Regions from separate parts of the Homo sapiens genome. Here regions 2 and 3 are each linked to region 1. The links are chromatin loops, found by intact Hi-C in ENCODE. Cell type or tissue: dorsolateral prefrontal cortex. All regions are shown on one strand.

Evidence for each region. Peaks named below come from ENCODE experiments on the same cell type or tissue, not always from the same donor. Only the 100,000 strongest peaks of a DNase experiment are listed, where the experiment ranks them.
Region 2: a loop joins it to region 1, with 2.7 times the contacts of the local background. A loop is called at or near these places in 10 of 110 quality-filtered maps.
Region 3: a loop joins it to region 1, with 2.4 times the contacts of the local background. A loop is called at or near these places in 17 of 110 quality-filtered maps.

Annotation. Positions count from the first base shown.
Region 1 is chr7:51,311,681-51,319,680 of GRCh38, forward strand. COBL (cordon-bleu WH2 repeat protein) reads right to left here and starts at 5,129. Exons shown (of 13, transcript NM_015198.5): 1 at 4,913-5,129. The coding sequence starts at 4,953. It overlaps LOC124901633 (a long non-coding RNA gene), which reads left to right and starts at 5,304. Exons shown (of 2, transcript XR_007060324.1): 1 at 5,304-5,544; 2 at 6,367-6,652. RefSeq lists enhancers at 5,387-5,980, 5,981-6,573. In dorsolateral prefrontal cortex, no CTCF peak of the experiment used is centred here; DNase peaks (open chromatin) are centred at 3,204, 3,861, 4,694, 5,752 and 2 weaker places; H3K4me3 peaks cover 4,914 bases; H3K27ac peaks cover 8,000 bases.
Region 2 is chr7:51,242,222-51,250,221 of GRCh38, forward strand. All of the region lies in intron 1 of COBL (cordon-bleu WH2 repeat protein), which reads right to left. Among named protein-coding and RNA genes, the nearest start is that of COBL, 71 kb to the right of the region's middle. RefSeq lists an enhancer at 1,597-2,097. In dorsolateral prefrontal cortex, a CTCF peak has its summit at 4,114; DNase peaks (open chromatin) are centred at 4,170 and 4,800; H3K27ac peaks cover 7,806 bases.
Region 3 is chr7:51,253,410-51,261,409 of GRCh38, forward strand. The region is part of intron 1 of COBL (cordon-bleu WH2 repeat protein); the gene reads right to left. It also overlaps the pseudogene RPL7L1P2. Among named protein-coding and RNA genes, the nearest start is that of COBL, 59 kb to the right of the region's middle. In dorsolateral prefrontal cortex, no CTCF peak of the experiment used is centred here; a DNase peak (open chromatin) is centred at 3,082; H3K4me3 peaks cover 505 bases; H3K27ac peaks cover 7,381 bases.

The sequences.
Region 1 (8,000 bases):
AGTGACAAGGTGGAAGCGAGAAAGCAAAGTATAAAATGGGGGAGATGGAAACTAAAATTTACAACTCAAATAAATGAAAATCATAAAAGTGTAAAAAGGCATATTATCAATACATCTCTATGTAGTAATATAAACCAATAACTACAGTATTTTAAATAAAGAAAAAGTACAAAGATGAAGATATGTAAAAGCTTTCAGTGGGTCATGAAATACCAACTTTTTTTCAGCTATAGTATAAGGTAACTGAAAAAAAAAACCACACAATTAAAATTAACCAACGCATAAAACCTTCATAATTAAATGTGGATGGGGAGAGAATGAAGGAATGTACGAAAACACCATATAATAAATACAGGACCTCAGCCGGGGGCAGTGGCTCACACCTGTAATCCCAGCACTTTGGGAGGCCAAGGCGGGCGGATCACAAGGTTAGGAGTTCAAGACCAGCCTGGCCAACATGGTGAAACCTCGTCTCTATTAAAAAAAAAAAAATACAAAAATTAGCTGGGTGTGGTGGTGCACACCTGTAAATCCCAGCTACTCCGGAGGCTGAGGCAGGAGAATCGCTTGAACCGAGGAAGTGGAGGTTGCAGTGAGCTGAGATCGCACCATTGCACTCCAGCCTGGGTGACATGGTGAGATTATGTCCCCCCACCAAAAAAATAAATAAATACAGGAACTCTTAGTGTATTTACAAAGTTCAAGTCTAAATCAGAACCAAGTGTTAGCATATTTCACATTTGTATGTCCTTGATCTAAATATTAATACTACTTTGGTATCAAATATTTATGCTCACTTTTCAAAACTGCAGATCAATTACAAAATTAAATTTAATCATAAATTTATAACAAAGCACAAAAGGCCTAGAAACCTAAACTACTTATTACGGTGTATAGATGCATCCTATAATCATTGTTTTCTTAATAATTACAGGAGCACTTGCGTGGACACAGATTATGACTTCATTCCCTGGATCCCAAATTAAGAAGTCCACAGAATCCAGGCCTGCATATACGTGGGGGCTGTCGCTCTGCCTGGGTCAAGGTTCCACTCAATAATAATCCACTCCACCTGTGCACTGGAGGTCACGAGAAAACACAGGAGGGACTGCAGGCAAAAGTTCCTGGGGGCAGGAGAGATGCAACACTTAACAAATACCTTTGTAACAAATTTTAATCATACTTCAGTTCTATCCCCTTTATAGAACCACTGAGAAATAATAAAAATGCTCTGAGACTATGTGATATTGCAACACAGAAATGTCCAACTCTTCTAATTTATTAGTAAATATTTTAATTACAAAACATTAAAATTCCTAGGCCTACTCTCCACATTACATCAAGCAATTCTTAACTTTTACTTTCTTAAATGAATTGCCAAAATAAAGAGTAGCTCAGAAGTAATATCTTTTAAAAATAATGCTCAAATCTAACGGGAAAAGTTTTATGTAACAGTTCATTATACATGCTCTCATTTGAAAGAATGTAAACACTTTCTCTAACATGTTAGCCAAAAGCCAAAGGCCTAGAAACCTAAGCTTCCTATTATGGTGTAGAGTTAATATTTTCTTAATATCTGCATGCTTATGAGGGTTTCATACAAAATGTCACTGTGGCTGCCCCATGTCACTACCAAGAGTCACAGGCCTTCTACACTTAATACTATGTGCGGCACCGACAGGACTAGAGTAGCTCAAGTTACCCACTTCGATTAATTTTTTAAAATTTCTTTTGGTTCTAATAACTTGATTAAATAAATATAAATTTATGCAAAGAAATGAATAACAGCTATGTGTACATGAAGTCCACATTTTGACGAAACTGATTAGCAAAACTTCCACTGATTTTTACATGAGCAAACTGCTTGAATACAGCCATTGATCAAATGCACCAGCTGTTTTGACATTTCATGTCATTGGAGATTACTGTATTCTACAGAAACATGTCTTTCCTCCATAGGAAAAAAAAAATTAAGCATGGTCCTGCCAAACAGCAAGCCTTCTTCTGTCCTTTATTAACAGAGGGTCCAATGGGAAATTTAGCCCTGTGTTCTGTAACAGCCGACTACTGGGATGGCTCCTATAAATATTCAGACAAACGCAAAGTAAACAGATAAAGTAGAGAGTTAAATATACTTCAAAACCTCACCAAAAGGCAATTTGCCTTTACTTGTGTTCTGAGTATTCTGTCAATTCTTATACTTCAACTGAGCTCTAAAACTCCCTAAAAGTCACATCAAGTCTGACTTGTTAGTTTTTGCACACAGCCTCTTTCCTAAAAGAACACTTTCCCCAGGAGTCAAGGAAGTCATACATCACTGTTTTAATGAAATTCCTAGTAAAAAACATACAATTTCAATCCAAGTAAAAACGTATATTTGTGTTTTTCACAAAGATAACTAATAACTACCTGTTAATAATTTAGCCAGACACAGAGTCAGTGAGTTTACATTCACCAACCTATCTCCCTTCAGTAATCTTCTAGAAGAGCGTTTGTAGGCCACAGGGTGAAATCTCGTTAATTCACTGCACCCAGTCTAGCTTGTTTCTATACAACACAAGGAGGAGTGGTAGTTTCAGCAACAGCAACAGCTTCACCACATCAGTTTGTTATCATGTGGGAAGACAGAGGCTTACTGAAAGTTTGATTTTATAATAAACGGTTGCAGAATCAGATGGAAAACAAATTTCCCTCAAGCACACTGCAAACACTGCCTTAATCTCAGGGAACAGAGGAGTAATCTCAGTGAAGAGCCAACAGAATCTGCCTGCCACCAATAATGTACTAAAGCCACAAATTTCACAGCAATATCTAACCTTTATAATTAGCAAGCATACACCTAAATTATATAAAATATTCGAAGACCTAACACCATTTATCTCCTCAGATTTGAACACAAAATTGCTTATTAAACACGTAATTCTTGTCTGAAAAAATATAAGGATATTAACATTTTCTTGATGCTTCTTCACTGAAAGTATTAACAAATGACAAAGTGAGAACAATAGAAGTTAAAAATAATATGTCTACATTTCTTGGACAAAGATGTTCGGACAAGTAAATTAGACACTGGATATGAGTGAGGGAAAGAACTGAATGCATCAGGAATAATTTCATGTTTTCCATAGCAAAAATCCTTAGTTTTACTTTGCAATTCAAATATGAAAGCCAATCAGAGCTCTGGGAAGCCCTGAGAAGGCCAGCCCTCGACTACCTCTTGCCACACAGTACCAGGCTGAAAAGAGTGCCACGCTCTTAGGGTAAGTCCTTTCACTTCTATCATTAGACTCCCTTCAAGGATCTTACAGATACTCTTTGGATACAGTTTTGCCGGCCTTTTAAATGTTCTCTCTGTCTTCATATTTATTTATAAGGTGATAGTGACAAAATAATTCAGTGTCCTTAAATAGGCTCATTTAATAGGCTATGAAAGCCACAGATTTAAAGATACCTCTGTTTCACATTTCCCTGTTATTTTGGGATGCCTATTACCATGAAAAAGGATTTCCCACATTTACTTTCTTTCTGGGGAATTTGTTTGTTCAAAGAGAATTATATAACCACCAGTAAGTGCACTGCAAAAAAAAAAAAAGAGAGAGAGAAAGAAAACTTCTTTTTAACATTCCTCAGCTTCAGGATTATTTGATTTGCTAACCTGGCTCACCTTTTCCTGGCATTAAAGGAAAACTTTAAAATTTTAAAAAGAGCCCGACTGAAAGTCTTTTACACACTTGGGCAACACGCCCGCCTATGGGCACATGGGCAGGGTGAGTCAGTGGGACACAACTGTAACAGAAAAAAAGATTTGTTGTCCCCAAAGCTGCCTCCTTCAAGTCCAGTTGCCATAGCAGAAAGTGGGCCCATTCAGTAAGCAGGTGCAGGGCTCACCCCAACCCTCATTCCATTTGCAAGACTCATACACATTTGCTCCAGGCGAGCGAGCGAGTTCGAAGGTCCCCGGCGCGCCGCGCTGAAAACTACAAAGTCCACCGGGACTGCGCGCTACCCCGCGGCCCAGCCTGCACCGCTGGCCGGGATGAGCACGGCGCACCTGGCTCGGGGTCTGAATAATGAGCAGGGCTGCTCGTCCTGTTTGAGGGAAATTACTCTTTCTGAGAGTCAAATCCTGAATGTGACGTGTAATCCCTGCACGCAAGGTGTGGGGATAGCAAACAGAAACCGGGAGAGGTTTGGGCAAAAGCGGAATCGCGAAGACAGGGATGGGCCGCCAGACTCGCGGGTCCGCTACGGATGTCTGCGCCTCAGGCCTGGCCCCACTAGGACGCCCCTTCCACTGCCAGGGGAGACCCTGGAATAAAGGCAGGGAGGGAGAGCTGCTGCCATGAAACCCTCCGGGCAATCCGAACACCTTCCGAGAACGCGGGGCCCGGGCGGCTGCGAAGCCGGGGAGCCCTCCCCTCCACGCTGCCGGGAGAGCCGATCCTGGGGCTGCCGCCGAGGCCGGGAGAGGGAAGACTTGATGGGAACCGGCCAGGGGCAAGCCCGCAGGGAAGAGGCCGGAGTCAAAGGCCGGGCGTCCCCTCGCTCCCCGCTCCACCCCTACGGCAAACACTTGGGGGGCCTGAGGAAAGCTCGGAGCTGAGTGGGGGCTGTGCTGGCGGGGACCCCCATAAGGACGCCTGCATACAAACCACCCCGCGCGAAAAGTGCGCTCCGGCCCCGGCCCGACACGGTTACCTGGGCAACGACCCGGGTGCCCAAAGTACACAGCACGCACCACCACCCAACACCAGCACCCAACACCAGCACCGCACCACCTGCTCCACCACTACCACCAGCACCCGCTGGGGCGGCAGAGAGGGCGCCCTGCCCGGGAGCGCGCGGTGCGGACGCGGGCGTCCGAGCCCAGGGAAGCCCCCTCTCCACCCCGCCCGACCGCGGGGCCGCTTACCCGGTCGGGGGCTTGGCCGCCGAGGCGCGCGGCGCGTCCATGGTGCCGGGGGCCGGGACGCGGGCGGTGCTCCGGGCCCGCCGAGTCAGGCGCTGGCTACCGCCGCCACCGCTGCCGCCCTCATTCACTTTTTCCGCGCTGACCCATCGTCCTCCCACGCGGGCCGGCGGAGGACAGCGGCGGAGCGCGGCGGACGGAAGGGGCTGGAATCGTCTCTAGCGGGCGGGGGCGCCGGGAGCGCAGGGAGGGGCTGGCGGCGGCGCGGGGCGGGGGCGCCGGGAGCAAGGTGCGCCGCGCCCCCGCCCCGGCTGCTCTGCCGCGCCCACCGGAGCGCCGCCCCCGCCCCGCCCCGCCCCGCCTGCTCAGAGTCCCGACCCGGCCCGCGGCGAGCGTCCGGGGAAGGAATCCTCCGGCACCTGGGCCCTGCACCGACACCCGCGGGTGCGGCAGAGGGCTTCTCCCCGTGCTCCTCCACCCCTGGGGGGAGCGCGACCCTCTCTGGGCGGAGTGGGGGATCCCGGGGCCGGCGCCTCCTGGCGGAGTTGGGGGAGGGGAACCACCTGGAGCCTGGAGGCCGTGCGAGGGCGAGGTGGGCGGACCAGCCCGGGAGGACTGACGTTGGAGGGTGAGAAGTGAGTGTCCGGCACCGCTCTCTGACCTTTATCCGTGCAGCAAATGTCTAGTGCGTAGGGTCGCAAAGTGGGAGTCCCGACCGGGAGCGTCAGGAACACCTGGGAACTTGTTAGAAATGCAGATTTCTGGGGCCCACCAGGTCCCACGGAATCAGAAACAGTGCGGGCTGGAGCGCGGCCTCGCTTTGCTAACAACTCACTCGCTCTAGGTGAATGCTCGCTTAAGTTTGCCAACCTGATTCACTGGGCGCTACTGTGGCACAACCCTGCCACTCCAGTGCGGGCTGGCGGGCAGATATGCAGGTCCTGCCGGCCACGCCGGGGCCCAGAGCAAGTCAGCCAGAGGTCCCTTATCTGCCCAACTTCACCTCCACTCTCTAAGATCTTGGTTGGTATGATGGGCTGACCTATAAAAGTGGCAGTTTCATATGGTTTCAATGACTCGAATAAAAGACCAACAAGAGGCCAGATCGGGCGAGCCTGATAGCGTTGGGGGTGACGCTCCCCTTGCGATCTTGTCATTGGATGAGGTATCCAGAGGCCTGCGCAGCCTTCCTCCCTCTGATCCCCTGCTTTCTCATTAACTGAAGGGGGGGCAGACCAGTCTATATGCAAAATGTGAGTCCTTACTCGTGGCTGGCAGATCTTGGGTGCTCCCTGCTCCCACCTAGAAGGTTTCCTAAGTCCCCAGGTGGCCCTGGGGCTCACTTCCCTGCAGCCCAGCCTCCCATGAGTGGAGCGCTTTCCCGGCTCAGGGCCTCTGGCTGGGATGCTGCTCCACAGTGCTCTTCCTCCTCCTTTTCATCCCGTGGTCTCCCCAAGGAGCCTTTCCTGGCCTCTCTGTCTAAAAGCACCCTGCGGAGCACAGTGGCTTACACCTGTAACCTCAGCACTCAGGGAAGCCAAGGCCGGAGGAGCAGTTGAGCTCAGGAGTCGGAGACCAGCCTGTGCAACCTGGGAGAACTTTCTACAAAATAAAAAAATTAGCGGAGCATGGTGGCACACACCTGTAATCCCAGCTACGGGGCGGGGCGGCGAGTGGGGAGCAGGCTGGACAATGGAGTGAGATCCTGTCTTAAAACACAAAATAAAAGCAGCTCTCACTCAAGCTCCTGACTGCTGCCTTGTCCTAATTTTCTTCTGAGCATTTGTCACTGTATGTGTGTGTGTATGTGTGTATGTGTATATATATATGTGTGTGTGTATATGTGTATGTGTGTATATATGTGTGTGTTTATATTTAAATGTAAGTTTATAAAGAAATGTTTACATGTAATGTGTTATATTTATAGACATGTTTATATGAATGCATAAAATTTGTATTTATGTAAACTTATAAATATGTATATACATTATATATAAATGGAATAAAAAACATAAATAACATATCCTATTCCGCATATATTTTGCTCATGTGTTTGCCATTGGTCTCCTCCCTAGCATGTGATCTTAGCAAGCGCTGGGCCTTTGTCTGATTTATCACCCCCAGCATCTAGGGCAGTGCCTAGCAGGGTGGAGTCAGTGCTCAGTAAACAAAGGGTGCACTGAATGAATGAATCTCTTCTTGCACCTTGGGTGTGGGTATTAGAGAGTCTCTCCCAAAATCTGGGGAGCCCCTCCTTGCTCTGGACACCACCATGGGAAGGGCTGCCCAGGAGGGGCCAGAGCTGAAAACTAGACTAGGCACTGTGAGCCAGACCCCATTGAAATCCCTAAGGAGAAGTCCACCTCACAGGTGACACATACTCCAAGCACCTGGCAGAGGCAGCAAGAGGAAGTATGGTGGGGACATGGAGCAAAAGAAGCCCGGAGTGACCCAGTGTCTCAGATGCTGAGCACAGATGGCAACAGGAAGCCCGAAGCAGGTGGATGGTGAAGAGTAAGAGAGCTCCTCAACATCCAGAAAAACAATGAGAAGGAGGTGACGTGCCACCTCCAGGCCAAGATGCAACTTGCTGTTCTAGGAAAAAGGCCCAGGTGACCCTAGGCCTGGACAACCTCAGATCCTTGGAAGGCCCCCAGACATCTACTCAGAAACCCAACAGGGACCAGTTTCCAGAAATGAAGTGGAGGGTTAAGCCTGGTTAGAGCTGTCAGGATGAGACACAGAGTAAAGGTCAGACTTCTGCCAGAGGGAGGAGCTTCACGCTGTGACCCAGGGCCTGCAATCTAAATGGGCCAGGACTGCCGATCACTTGTGTCAACTGTGGGGAGGGGCACAGAGCCTGGGGGGGCAGGCGGGGCCTAGGACCTGATCAGATTCTGTGCATATTGCCACCCACACTTCCCTGACTGATAAGGGCCCCAAGAGATGCAACTGTGGGGAGTTGTTTTCCAAAATTGTATAGTTCAACAGATATTTCTGAGCATCTACTGTATGCCAGCCTTTGTCTGCGGTGTGGATGTGGCCACCTCATAGGGAGGGCTAGGCAAGGAAATCAGTAACAGACAGGGCT
Region 2 (8,000 bases), 69 kb before region 1:
TGACTGTGGGCCACTACTTCATTTACACAGGGTGTACACCAAGTAACCAATGGGAAATCTTCAGAGGGTATTTAAACCCCAGAAAATTCTGTAACCAGGCTCTTGAGCTGCTTGCTCGGGTGCACTCCAACCCTGTGGAATGTACTTTGATTTTTGATAAATCTCTGCTTTCATTGCTTCATTCTTTCCTTGCTTTGTTTGTGCATTTTGTCCAATTCTTTGCTCAAGACACAGGAAGCTGGACACCCTCTGCTGGTATCACAGGCTGTCCTGGCTGGACTCAGCTCCATGTTGTACAGTATAAAAAAGGTGCCAGAAAGTTCCAGAGTGTCATCAACCTGAGCTGTCCACCGACCCTGCTATACGCCAATTCCTCACCCATAAATTGACTCTGATCTCTGAGGTCACCTACTTGATGCTGTTGAATGTTATGATCTTCAGGTTCATAAGATCCACAAACAGAAAATGTTAACTTAGGATTTGAACACAGCTAGATACCCACCATCTGCTCTGTTCTGAGAATTGGGCCCTGGAAGAGCTGGAGACAGAGCTGAACCCGACTCCTGGGTAGAAGAGGCCCACTCGCCCAGGTGCTTCCTCTCTGGGAGGCCCTGTCGAATGCCAACATTATCACCTCCGCACAGCTGGTTCATCCAACAAGGTACCTGACACCGAGGAAAGCCCAGGGTAACCGCTACCAAGGGAAGTCCAGGCCCCAAAGAAGAAGGGCTGGGTGCTCCCTTGGGAAGCTGCCCAAAGTCACCAGGCACCCAGGAGGGGATGACCAGGTATGAAGGGACACAGAGCTGGGACCAGACCAATTTTCTGCGCTTGTTAAACTCGCCTTGGTGGCACTGCTTGGATGAGTGAGCCAGTCCCGTTGGTCCCACTAAGGACGGATGGGCAAAACATGGCATGAACTGATGTAAGAGAACACGTTCAAGCCAACGTGCTGAGGTGGGGGCTATTCTGGACGCTATTCCATGAAGCTGAAAAGATGTTGTGGCCTCGCTGCACTGATGTGAAGGCAGCTGTGTGCGGGGAGCAGAAGTACTGGAGCTGACGCTGGGGTGTGACTTCCTGTCCCCCTTATGTGCGAGTCACCTCACCCCTCTGTACCTCCGGTTCCAGTGGTGACACAGGGGTGACGGTGATGTCACTGCCCTCATGGGACTGCAAAGCACTCAATACCAGCTGCTACTACGGGATCTATTGGAAATTTAAAATTATATACTCACCACACAATTAAAAATGAGCTAAGGTATAATCTTGTATATATCTATGAAAACATGATGTGGGGATCATGGTGAACAGTTAAACTCTGGTGCACCCGTGCCACGGGCTAGCCCTCAGCAGGAAAAAGGAGGCAACATAGCAAGCTGGGTGGAGCCCAAGAACGTTACGCTGGGTGAAAAAAAGCAGTCTTGGAAGGTCACGTACAGTATGATCCTACTGATATAAAATCCTCAAAATGACAAAAATCATAGCAATGGAAAACAGACTAGTGATTGTCGGAGTTGGGGACGGCAGGAGGAGGTGGCTGTGCCTGAAAGGGGGTAGAGGGAGGTCTTGGGGTGAAGGAGCGGTGCCGTGTCTGGCCTGCATGGACCTTCAGGTGTGAGGACGTGCACGTGGCGGGCACCCGTGCCAGTGTCCTCTTCTTGGTTTTGGTATTGTCCTATACTACAGATGACACAACCACGGGGAAACTGGGGAGGGTACCAGGACCTCTGTGCCAGCTTTCTAACCTCCTGTGAATCTTCAAAATTAAAAATTAAAAAATATATCAGCTAAGGAAAGATAAACCATCATGTGAAAATGCTTTCCCCATGTTGGTCCCTGCAAGATGGCTCTGCCCACGCCCTCCTCTCCAGCACAGTTTTCTGCACACACATGTGTGCTCAGCTCCCACCCTCAAGGCTCCAGGATGAAACCCAGTGCACAACCTGCCAATGAGAACTGAGGCTGCAAACCATGTTCCACTGCAAAATGTAAACACAAGAATAGGCCGCACTCCAAGGAGAATGTCTAAGTCCTCTACAGACGCCTGGACCAGCATGCCCCGGTGCCCCATGACTGTAGTGGGTATTTGCTGTCCTCCTTCCTGTACACCTGCTGTCATCCACCAAGGCATAAACAGAAACACTGACTTTTCAAATACTTCATGGTTTCTTGACTTGTTCAATCACACGGCCTTCTTTGCCAGGCTGCTGTAATAGCCACTCACATGTCCAAAACCTTCAATTAGGGAACTCTATATTCTGGCCACAGATAGAGAGAGTTGTGTGGATGCTGCCATTTGACAATACAGAGGTACTTCCTCCCTTTCACACCAAACCGATAGGGTCTCATGGGGCCCAGCCTCTCCTACGGCCACTCTCTCTCACCCACAGCATGCTCCAGTTCCAATCCCTAAGTGCCTCAGCTTTCCCCCAGGCTGCAAGACACTGCCAGAGGAAACAGGCCCTCCCCACAAAGTCACGTGCGGTGACCCCAACAGGGCCCTCAGGTAGATGTTCCTGCTCATTGCTCTCAGCCCCATTATATCATTGCTGCAGCCATTCCAAGTCCCGGAAGACCTCGCCCAACATGTTCTTGTCCTGGGCTCCACCTTCACCACGCCTCTGTCTGCAGAGACCCCAGGGAGTTCCTGCAAGGAACGCAGTTCCAGAAAAGGGCTAAGCTCACATCTCTTCTAAGGCTTCACCCATTTTTTTCTCTGCTCTCCTATCTTTAGTCTCTCCCTGTCTTGGCTCGCTAGCTGAGACTGTTCTTTCCTTCCTCTTTCCACACCTCCTTCCATTCAAAAGAGGAAACGCCTCCAAAGAGGAGCCCTACACCCAATGTCCCAATTTCCTCATAGCTTCCGAAACCCGCGCCTTTACAGCCAGGCTTCCTCCACACTCTAACGGACCTGATCAGTTGCCTCTTCCCATGATGACCTTCCCTGCCTCCCACACGCCCTTCTCCTGCAAGTCCACAGCTCCCTGAAACTCCTGCTTTCACATCTCCAGAGTCTTGTGGATGCTGTTCTTCTACCTGGAATTGCCATCAAAGTCCAACAAAACACCAGCCCCTTCTAAAACCCAGCCCATACTCTTTCATCTTCACTTTCTCCTCATCCCTACCCACTCCTGCTGAAATTAGAAGTATTTTCTGCAAACCCTAAATTAAGATTCCAATTCTGCGGTACTAAACACTTTCTCCACAGCTCTACAACATTTGTACTGATTCCCTTCCTCCCTTGGATTGGACAATTCTGTCTCAACCACCAGACTAGCTAACAGCAGCTTGCTGAAGTGTGAGCTCAACAGGTATCTGTCCAATGAATGAATTACATCCATAGAAGAAATGATATATAAAAATATATAAAATTAGAAATACAGTTTCATTCATTCTACAAACATGTATCAGGACCTACCATTTACAAGGTAATTCCTAGGGAGTCTATAACATAAATGATAGTACAGTGTATGGTCTCAGATCTCAGAAAGGTTCTAGAGGGGCAATAAGATAGACACAACTGTTTAGCTAAAAGCAAGGCTGGGATTAAGTGATGTGAAATAAGCAAAAGGCACCTCGCAAACCATATGGCACTATTCAAACATTGGGGCACTTTTAAAGTTTTCTTATTGACATTATCAAATTATGCAAAACAAAGTTAGGTAAGGGACAAATCCTGCCTGCAGAGTAACTTGAAATTTTGTGAGGAAATGATTTTAGCAAAAATAATATATTATCCAAAGACTTAGTTTTCATTATGGCAAAGATCTCTGCAAATGCAAAGAAGATATCTATGAATTATACCATGTGGTATGTATGTGTCATTTATTTTTAAGTAGAAAGGCCTAAAAATATCTAGTAGCATTTAGAAAATATTTCACACTTCTTTTTATCACTCCATGAATTTAAAACTAAAAAAATAAATATCCTAGCCTTAATGCAGAAAAGCAAGTATGTAAGTTTCCTACTTGAAATAAAAAGACAAAAGACTCTATGAAGAAGATGGCATTTTCTTGTATAATTTGGACCAGGGAGACAAATGGCCTGCAGCAAGTCTATCCAAGCAGGAGCTCCATCTCCATCAGCAGGGGCCGCCTCCTCTGTCCCTGACAGCTCAGAAGCCCATAGTAAATGCTGTTTGTTGTCAGCAGGACACATGCACCAAGCAATTCCCCTCCCCTGGGCCTCCTGCCCATCCTCTCATCCCACTTCCAATCATGGCTCACTCCCCAAAGCTCCAGGAGAAAATTCTCCCCTGGCACACAGCCCAGCCCTGACCTTGTCCCAGCCCCAACATCCCTGCTGGTCTGGCTGTCAGCCCCCGTGAGGTGGAGAGAGAATCCTGCCTGCACACCGTACAGTGTAGCACAGGCCATGCTATTAGATCTGGGCCATATAACTTCTATCTCATTCAAATAAAATGCAGAAACGCTGATTAATGAAGCATTATAATGTTTATGAAGAAAGAGTTATTGTGGTTGCAATTCCATGATGTCCTTGATTTGTAGATTCTATCAGTTACACAGATTGTCATACTTGCAGACTTCTTCCAGAGTTTGGCAAGAACAAATGGGCTTTTTTTGTGCAGATGACTCATTTACATTTTTAATTATTTTTAAACTACATGAACAATAAATGACTACATTGAACGATTCAAAGAAAAATCAGAGTGTGTTCCCAAAATAGCCTAGGGTGGACCCCTGTCCCCACCAAGTCCTAAACATTAGAGCCCAGCACGCCCCAGTAAGTCACCATAGCCAACACAGATGCAGCCTCCCTGCAAACACCAAGCAGTGCGGGCCTGCAGGACTCAGTGCCTCACAAAACCAGCGGATACCTGTGGTCATCGCGGAATCTTGTGGTGACCGTGCACCCTTCCATGCCCAAGGCAGAAGCCTCAGCTCCTTTCTACCTCCCATCTGCCACGTTAAGTCACAGGCTTGCACCTTAAAGGCCAGAGGCCATCCATGGAGAAGACTCTCCCAAATGACTCCCAATTGGGATTGGCCCTAACAAACACCATGAGCTTGGAGTCTCTCTTCTTTCGGGGCCACTCTGCTTTCTCAGTGGTGCTGTCTCTTCATGTTACCCACAGCCAGTGGAATCATGTTCTCTGTTCCCTCTCAACTATCAGAACCAGTCTTTTGGACAGGATCTCCTGAGGTTCCTGCTAGCAAGGTATAAATAACAGATTCCCTGGAAGTGTTGAAAATTGGAAACGAAATAGGAATTTTTAAAATCTTACACTTCAAGACAACTGGTTGGATGAATTGGGGAGATGGTGGCTTTATTTTTCTTTTGAAGAAAGTATACAAAGGTGGACACTGGACAGGTAGGGACAAGGTGACTATGGAAGCATCTCATGGCTGAAGCTTGCTCCCATCTCCCATAACATAAAGGCATTCATGGCAGGGGGTGGGGAGTCTTTCTCCTCCACCTATTCAAAGTGATCTTTAGAAGGTCTGCATCACTCCAGCAAACAGTGGCCAGGCTGGTTCTTGCCATATTCGACCCTATTGAAATTATCCTAAGGCAGACCAATCAGCTGAGTTACTGCTGAAAGAAGACGCCAAAGGGTTATTCTACTTAAGTTAAAAATAAATAAACAACAAACACAAGGCCAGGCGCAATGGCTCATGTCTGTAATTCCAGCACTGTAATCCCTGCACTTTGGGAGGCTGAGGTGGTGGATCACTTGAGGTCAGGAGTTCAAGACCAGCCTGGCCAACATGGTGAAACCCCCGTCTCTACTAAACATACAAAAGTTAGCTGGGCATGGTGGTGCACGCCTATAATCCCACCTACTCGGGAGGCTGAGGTGGGAGAATTGTCTGAGTCAGGGAGGGGGAGGCTGCAGTGAGCCGAGATCACGCCACTACACTCAAGCCCAGGCGACAGAGCAAAACAGGCTTTGCACACAGAATTGTAACACAGAGTCTACCACTTTGAGGCACAAAAGATAAGAGTTTAATATAAAGAATTTTCCTCCTACTGTGCATCCGTGGTTATGAAACGATTCATATCATAAAACTTACATATAAAATAATATTGCTCTATCTCGTTGATTTAGAATATGAAATAAGAGATACGATTTTATGGGGAAGACTACACTTAATTGGAAGGGAAGAGAAGAACAGCAAAATGTCCCGACCATGGGCTTTGCAGTTCCTCAAGGAGACACCAGCAAGACACTTCAGAAGACCCCAGGAACCACAGCCAGCCCCCTAAAAAAAACTGTCAGACGATCCATTGGTTCTTGTTATTCAACCTCACATTCAGTTGGATGGTACAAGACGGAGGATAGGGGTCTAAAAATGTGTATTTTGAGTGCATGTAAATTACACAAGTGGTAAATTACTCCCCATTTTACAAATAGGACACAAATGATTCTTTGGAGATTATTTTCTAATGGCACAAAATGTCTTTGGTTTATATCAGTTTTAACACTCCTCAATCTACCCAGTCTTTGTAAATATCTAAATACAAATCATTTTAATTTAAAAGAACTAGGAAATATATTTTAACAACAAAATTTTAAAAAATAAAAATGAAAGATGCCTCAGACAGAATAATGGGCATAGGCACAACAATGTTGCCTAGTGATTAAATTTTTAAGGAGAAAATTATTCAGTCATCCCCAAAGCTACAAAAGTACCTCAGATACAAATTTATTCAGGGATAACTTTACAATCTTTATCGTCTGAACAAAAATTTACTTTTTCTAAGCCCATTATGTAATTAAGATTTGGAAAAGATACTGAGATAAACCAGGTTAAGACCCATTCTGAACATATCTTTTTCTAAAACAGACATAGTATAATTTATTTATCCAAGTCTGCATATATACCTATTAAATATGTTTAAATGATGGAACTTTTGAACCCATTTGTGAATCTCTTGTCTCTCAGAACTCCTGTGTATCAGATCCAGATGAATGGTGTTCAAGGCAAGGCTATCTGTGACCTGTGGTGAGTGAGGGGGCCCCCATCCAGGGAACTATCCATTAGGTGACATGAGGACGTGCAACCCCAAAACAGAATCCTTGAAAGGGAAGGCAATGAGGTGAACACAACAAACAGACACAGAAAATCTATTGCTTAACCCTAAGCATGAAACATTCCTGGAAATCTCTCATCATCCTTCCCACAGGACATATGCCTGGAAAGGTGAGCGTGAAACCATTCTCACAGGATGAGTCATGTCTGAGATGAGGGCAGAGCATGGAATCCAGAAATGGACATGTCTTCCTAAATCCTTCAAAGATAGATTAGACAAGGAAAGATTCCAATGTCACTCCTTCTAATTACATTTTTATTAACATAATAAATTTTGTAACTTCTCTTCTCCAAGCAGAGAATACCCACATTTCTTCGTAATCACCTTTGTTCTGATTTGACACCTTCCTTTTACTTTTGCTCCTCAATAAAAGCTTTATTTTTCCACTTTCACCACCCTACAATTCTTCTGTTGATCAGAATAACAACTGGATTACCAGACAATGCTGCCAGGAGCCACCAGACCTAAACTGGGCACAGAGGCTCACATTCAAACCCTCTGCAGAGCTGGCTGTGAAAACTGAACCAGGAACTGGCTTGAAGAAGAACATTTTTCAAACACCTGTAATCCCAGCACTTTGAGAGGTTGAGGCGGGCAGATCATTTGAGGCCAGGAGTTCGAGACCAGCCTGGCCAATGTGGGGAAACCCTGTCTCTACTAAAAATACAAAAATTAGCCAGGTGTGGTGGCGCTTGCTTGTAATCCCAGCTACTCAGGAGGCTGAGGCAGGAGAATTACTAGAACCCGGGAGGTGGAGGTTACAGTAAGCCAAGATCGCACCACTGCACTCCAGCCTGGGCAACACAGTGAGACTCCATTTCAAAAAAAAAAAGAAGAAAGAAAATACAGAGTAGACACTCCCTTGACAAACCTCCACCAGCTGGCCAGCCTGGTAATCACAGCTCTGCCCTCTTTCTGATGGGCCTGTGTCCACCCCGCAC
Region 3 (8,000 bases), 58 kb before region 1:
TTTGAACACCTTCTTGCTTTCTAGCACAAGATACCCCAGGCACAACCTTGTCAAGATCTGTAATCAGCCATTTCTCCAAGGATCCATGTGGGAAACTGTAGTTAATGTAACTATTGGAAAGGTATCATTGCTATTTATTTTGTATTTCTAATTATAGAGAGAGTGAAAAGGAGAGTGAGAGAATTCACACTGCTTGTAGCCCTTCTTCCACAGTTAGAACTTCCATTCCCAATAACATCATTGTATTTTATTTTTTGTACCACCTACAATACCTACAAAATAATTTAAGAATTACAACACAACACCATTACCAACTATAATTGTACCAGATAAATCTCAACAGTTATTTGCCATTTCTTTTGTTCTTAAAATATGTTCCAATAAAGATATATGGTCAGAAAACTGTTCAAAATTATCAGAATTAAGTCTTTATTCTGGGCAGTTGTGTTATCAACTTTAGACAGTTAGATTCCTTTGTTTCTGTTTTTCAACTTTAAAATTTCCTTTTTCAATTTTGATGCTATTCTGTTTTCTGAATATATAAAAACTTGTGTAGTTCAAAATCAAAATTATATAAGCAAGCCATATTCAAAGAAATCTAATTCCTATTTTTATGTTGGATACCTCATTCCCACACATCCTCATTCTTCCTTTTTGAGTTGTTTTTTTTTTGTCAAAAGAAAGCAAATATGTGTTTATTCTTATTTTCTCTTCTTTCTTGCACAAAGATATATACCATAAACAATTTCCATGTCCCCTCTTCATTGACAATGATTACTGCAAATCACTCCATGTCAGCTCATAATGATTTTTCCCTTTCACTTTTATGGCTGATGTAAAGTGACCTTCATAGATGAGGCAAGACTGTGACCAACTGTTTTAGAAGAAAATGGAAGGATGAGAGGCGTATGACCTCCGATGATTATACTGTAGTCCTTCTGGTACAGAAGTATTATTTGTGCTAAACTGAGTCCTACATATAGACTTGTATATAAGGGAAAACACACTATTCACTTGCAACAAATAGACAAAAACTACTTTCAACATCAAATCTAAAACTGAACTAAACCAAACCAAAACAAATTGGCCAACATTCAAACAACATCCTGGTAATGTGCACATATACCCTTGTTATCTGTCTTCCTTCCCTCTCTTTCCATCCCCCATTTTTCCATCCTCTTTGAGGTACAGGTGGACCCCCAATCCTCTCCACCACTCTTCTCAATCAGATTCTAGAATGGTTGACTACCTAGAATTCTCTAGAAAGTGGCCTACTGAGTTCTTATGAGTCCAGCAGCCAAGATGCACTGATGTCTATGAACACCAGCTTTTTCATAAGCTCCACAGCCACCATCTGACCTCATGAAGGGGACTGCATAAGGTGAAAAACATCAACCCTTGGGCAGCTGATTTCAATTTGTGTTACATTTTCTCGTGATCTTCCTCAGACCTTATCAAAGGGCTGAATAAATGTGGTTGATGTACTGGTTTCTCAGTTGCTGATTACTATTTAAAAGCTCTAACAATACTTAAAAAGTTACATCTTATACCATGATTCAATCTCTATGTATCCCTCCCCACTCAATTAAAAAGTACGTTGTGGATAGTTCAAGCTGCTACCCAAACATATATTTCTGAAAGCTAAGTCACACTAAACACTAAATCACAGGATCCATGTGAAGCCTGAATCAATCTGAATATTTTACACTATTTCTGACCCTGCTTTGTAGAATATGCAAGCTTCCCTTGCGTATAAACAAACATTTAAAATACATGATGCAATTAAGAGAAGAATAATCCTAGCGACCTCCTTCAGCTGTTACAAAGATAAAATGAGGAACTGCTGCCCGAGGCACTGCTGGGCAGTGTCATCAGTGTTACTGTCAGAGACAGTAACATCCAACCCATTGTGTGACTCTTAAGATTCATTCTCTGGGAAACTCATCAACAACCACAATGCAGCCCTTCCTATATCTCCTCTTTATAAAATTATTAGGGACCAAACTAGAGAAACAATGTGGAACAGTATCCTCCAGGGCCTCCTTCACTTGCAGTGAGACCAGTTGTCTTTCATTCCCGCATCGTGTTCATCCCATGAGGGAGGGTCTGCATATTTGAGGGTCTGGAGGAACATGCTCAGAAGTTTGGCCAGGCCTGGGTTCACCCATGGAAGAGAACAAAGAAGGGGACTGAGCATACTCTAGCAATGACCAGTGGCACGACTAGGAAAGTTCTCTGCCGAGATCACTTCCTCCTGGCAAAAACAAGGGCTCCACAGGGCTTAGGGTAGAGAGCAGAGACTCACAATGAATCACGGGGCTGCAGTGAGCCAGGCACTCAGTGGTGTCACCTCAGGAGGTTCCGATGACCTCACATCAAGGTGGTGTGCCGATGCAGGAGCAATGCAGGCCCTGAATGTTGCCCCACCTGATGCGGCCACTCAGCTGACCGATGAGACTCCAGCCCAGCCCCTGCTTTGTCCCTTAGATTGTGCAGAGTTTGAGAAGCCCAGCTCCTGAGGGCAAGGCCAGATCTCACAACCAGAGGCCTGGGGACCCGGGCCAGCACCTAGCCTTCTCTCCACCAAAAGCTTGGTCTCTATTTTTACTCCTTGTTCTAACACACCCATGCTTAAAGGATTTCTGAAATGTGTTCTGGAATGCCGTGTGGCTCAGCTGAGACCCTGAATTCCATGTCACACTGTCGTAGCAGCTGCACTATCAAGCACAAGCACAAAGGCAGGAGTGTTTCCAGGCGGCCCACCCAAGACAGCAGTCCTTTAAATTGACTCCTCATCATATTGCCCTGGGTACTTTAGCTGGCAAAGAACAAATTAGCATTCTCAATCTATATATACTGTAGCACACTAAATAAAGGGCTGGAGCCGAGGCACAAAAGGTCAGGCCATGAAATTCCCTGCAGGAGCCCGGGTCCCACCATTCCACTCTCAGGCTCTTTGGAAAGCTGACTCCCAGGGCCACAAGCAAGTCTTTGTGTGTCAGGAGGGCCCACTGCTGGGGCTTTCAGTGCACACAATAACTCACAGGCTGTGTCCAATTTCAGAACACAACGAAGAGGCAATGACCACACCCACGTGGGCCTGGGCTTTCACTCAGGAGTTCGGATCTCATGGAAAAACACCGTGGAAGATGCCCTGGGGCAGCACCACTACCCGGATCCACATCCACTCAATCGCCCTAGTAGGGCCTCCAGAGCACTCCTGCAAGCGTCACGTGGTTTCACAGATCCCAGGCAGAGGCAGGGCAAGTGTTACTACCACCACCAGTGAGGAAATGAAAGCCCAGAGAAGCTGTGAGACTTGATGAAGGTCACCAACTGGCTAAATGATGATAGGTGCTCTAATGAGAAGTTTTATTACCTCACTATATTGTTTTACTCAAAAATATTTCCTGTCTGACAGCTGCTTCCCGGATTTACTGCTTAAAGTGAGTAATTCCACTCTTCTTAGACATGGAATTTTACATATAGCACCAGAGCAGAGCTAAGGATTCCTTTACTAATTTTCCTTACTCATTTATTATATTATATAAAATATACACGAGACTTGAACAGGGAATGAGGAAGCCCAGAAGAGCAGAAACTAAACCAGTCCAGTGGAAGTGTCACATATATTGTTGCATAGCCTGCATTCCAGAGTAGCAAGATGAGGCTCTGAGCTTCCTAGCGGTCATGGCAAAGATGAGATGCAAAGCCAGATTCAAAGCTCCCATGTCTCAAGATAAAAGAAGACAGATCCAGAGAACCAGTGCCCTGCAGCCCTCATGCTGGAGACATGGTGTGCAATAGTGAATTACGTCCCCAACAACGTGCCAAAAAACAAAAATACAAAGATGGTTTTCCAACAGTTGCTTCTCCCCTCAATAAAACCTACATCACACCAAGACTCCACTCAGTAGAAGTCATTAAATACAGAGACCAAACAATGCAGTCGAATATGCCATTCTTCTGGTTTGGCTTGACTGAGGATAAACGATAGCATATCTAAAGAAAGTAGAGGAATAGAACACAGTGGACACATACACTGAACTGTATCAAGCACCACCACGATTTTATAAATCATGGAATTAATTTGGTATATCCAGAATACCGTCAAGCAATATGCAAAGGTTCATTCTGCATAAGAAAGTAGGCTTATACACTTCAATGTTTAGATTGAATATGCTTTCATTTGAGACCAAGTTACTTATTCTGGGATTATGTATATTTATAGATAAACCTATATATAAATATACATAATTTTATAAGATGTATACATAAAATATATTTCAGTTAAAATTCTGTTTTCTAAAAATATTGCTAATATTTGGCATTAATCACACCAAATATGAAAGAATTTGTACACTAGAGCCATTTTAATATTTAGTAAAATAATCTGATCTTTAAAAAAACAGATAGATTAACAAAAGCACTAAAAGTTCACTCAGATTTTGATGAAATCTTCCCTGTCTATTCCTATAAGACCTGCAAGCAGGTATTGATAATCAATGAGGAAATGTTTTGATTAATGAAATTAAACTTTAAAGCTAAGCTTTAAGACACAGTGTATTCGTTGTAACAAGGAAAATGTATTATTTATTTACCTGTAATATAGTGTACTTGTTTGCTAATTTTTAAATTACTTTCCTAGAAATAAGGTAGCTCTTTTCAAAATATACTTTTTTATAACTAGAAGCAACACTTAATTAGTGAAGACAGTTATAACTGACTACCCTAAATAAATTAAAAGAACAAGCTATTATTTAAAAGTGTATAACTCTTCAATGAATGGTTAAAACCATATACTTTTTTTTTTGAAGAGACAAGTGAACATTTATTTTTGTGCCATTCTTCCTATGTATATTTCAAGTCTTTTTCAAAACAAAGCCCCAGGAATCTCCAGATTCAATTATGTCCCTGGGCTTGGTTGATCACTGCAGGAGTCTTAGGGACCCTTGGACAAATGGTAGAGTTACTCATTTACCGACATTAAACCCTAGGACAGATGACACAACAAAGCAGGACTCCTTCCTCCATGGAATGTACTGATTTCAGACGAGGCGGCAGCCAATGTAGAAAACACTGAAATTTTTCCTTGGAATTGGACTGTGATGAGAGGTGCTTGCCATGAACATAACCTACTGTCTTTTCTTTGACCCTTCCTTTCCAGCTTTTGAAGATAAAGCAGGAAATAATCTTCTTTGAACATACTTGATAAAAATTCCCCAAAAAAGCAAAAACACATGCTTCTACTGCATTGAAAAAAATTTACTGCAGTGTGGCACTTAAGAGTAATAACAAATAGCAATAAAAAGTAATTTCAAAAAGAGTTAAGATTTCTTCAGCAAAATAAATGATTCATATCTTTAAGTCCTTTTTGAAATCAGTTATTAATATTATTCCTTCCCCATTTCCATCTAAATGACCACAGCAATACAGTTTTTAGTCACTCAACATCTTTAAGCTTATAACTCTTAGGCTATGCATAGCCTAATGTCCTAATCAGGCATTCATCGCTCCCAGAAGGTCTCCCATCTATTAGTACCAGCCTCCTCTGTCATCCCAATCTCAAAGTTACCCTTAATAGTAACCCAATCTCGGCCGAGCGCGGTGGCTCATGCCTGTAATCCCAGCACTTTGGGAGGCCCAGGCAGGTGGATCACCTGAGGTCAGGAGTTCAAGACCAGCCTGACCAACATGGTGAAACCCTGTCTCTACTAAAAATACAAAATTAGCCAGATGCAGTGGCGATTGCCTGTAATCCCAGCTACTCGGGAGGCTGAGGCAGAAGAATCGCTTGAACCTGGGAGGTGGAGGTTGCAGTGAGCCGAGATCACACAACCGCACTCCAGGCTGGGGAACAGAGTGAGACTCCAGCTCAAAAAAAAAAAAAAAAAAGAGTAACCCAATCTCACGGTTACTAATAGGAATACTAGTAACTGCAAAAAGCACTTTTAAGTGGCAAGGCATGACCCATCAAAAGTCAGCCCAAGGGCAGTTTTCAGCCCTGCCTCACCTGGGTCTAGTTCAGCTGGTGGATGAGCTGATTGATGTGTTCACCCCGACAGCCAGGTGGGGCCCATCTCCTTGAGGAAACCCACTCTATTTGTGGTAGCAAGATGGGCCACTGAGAAGTGGAAAGGGCGCAAAAACCATGAGATCTCCTGGAAATGCTTCTCCAGGAAGGCAATTTCATGAATGAGGTCTTCCAAGCAAATGACACCAAAATTCCCCTGGTGCTCCTCATCACTGTGTTGTCTGTCTGAGGGATGGTCTTATTCTTGACCTTGGCTCATCCACATTTCAAAATGAGTTCCCAGGCAGACTTCAGATGTGGAAATACCCAGATCACATAAGTTTCCACTATGGGCAGCATTTTTAGGTTCTGGGGGGTGACTTTTACAAAGATACCACTAAAAATTTTCTTTAGGCGAAGTCTTGCCATGGTTCTCTGCACCAGTAAACTCATGTCATTAATCCTTTCAATGCGTACAATAAAGGCCAAGGAATGTTATCTGGCAATTCCAAGGCATGAGGTTTCACTTCTAGTCATCTGAGATGCATCTTGTCACGTTTCTGCCACCAGGAATCATATAGGAATGATTCCAGTCGTTTAACTTGAGCCCTTTTCCTTTCCTCTGCTCCTTCTTCTCCAAAAGTGTCTGCTTTGCCTGGGTGGCTTTGAGGACTTGATAAGCCTTCCTCTTTTTCAGGAGATTTTCTGGAACCAAAGGGATTTTTCTTTGCTCTTGCTCCATTATCTTTCTAGAGTTGTAGCTACTGATCATGCGTAACTCTACCACATGGGGAAGATGGCACTCACTCTATCAAGACCATATACTATTTTTAAAGACCTAAAATAAATTATGAAGTGGCTTTTGTCTATCTCATTTATAGAACAGGATAATATGTAAAGTTTGCATTGAAAATAAAAAGGGAGAAAGATCACATGATTTGTATTCATTCTTTCATTCACTCAAAAGACATTTACTATTTATCTTCCATGGGTCAGTATCTGGGATAGATTCTAAACATCCACAAATGAGGATAACAGGATCCCTCCCTGATGCAAGTCCATCACTGGTAGGAAACACAGATAAACAAACACTCAAGACACCAAGGCTTGTGCCATGAGAAAGGCTCATATACAATGCTCGTGGAGCAGATGCTCTTTCTAGGAAAGAGGGTAGTGGCCTGAGGGGACAATTCCAAGGCACTGGTTGAGCTATGTGTTGCAGAATGGGATAAGGACATGTCTAGCATAAGGAAGGGTCGCTACAGGAGAAGATGGGAAAGGTTGTGGGATGTGTGAAGAACTGGGATCGCAGGTAAGCTGCAGCTGGGGACTGACAGTGTGCAGCAGGGCAGCCATGGAAAGGATGCAGGGACCAGGCGGCAGAGCCTGGATCTTATCCCAGAGGTGGCAGAAACCCTCAGAGGACTCCAGGCAGGTCAATAACAGGGCACTTGCATTTAGCCATGACTTCTCTGGAGGGATAGGGAGGGTAGGCTCAGATCACATCCTGCCTTTCCCCAAAACCTTCTGAGGGCATCTCATGAACTTTATAAACCTCCATACCCCTTCTCCATTGCCCATCTCTCCTGCTTCACCTCCAGCCATTCTCCCCAGAGCCCCACTACTCCTGCCACACTGCCTGCCTTCCTGCTGCTCACACACGCCAAGCTCAGCCCCACCGCAGGAGATGTGCACATGCTGCCGTACACAGTAGATGGCTTACTCCTCTCTTCACTGAGAGGCGTACATGTACAGCAAAACCTCCTCAAAGAAGCTCTCCTGACAGCCCATCCAAAACGGCAGCCTTTGGCTGGGCGTGGTGGCACACGCCTATAAAAAAACTGCAGCCCTTGCAACTCTCTTCCAACTCAGTATCACTTCCAGAAATTATACTTTATTTATTTACTCTCTATCTCCCCCACTAGAACATAATGTGTCAGAGTTGCAGGGAGACCTCACCTGTCATATTCATGGCTGTGTTCCCAGG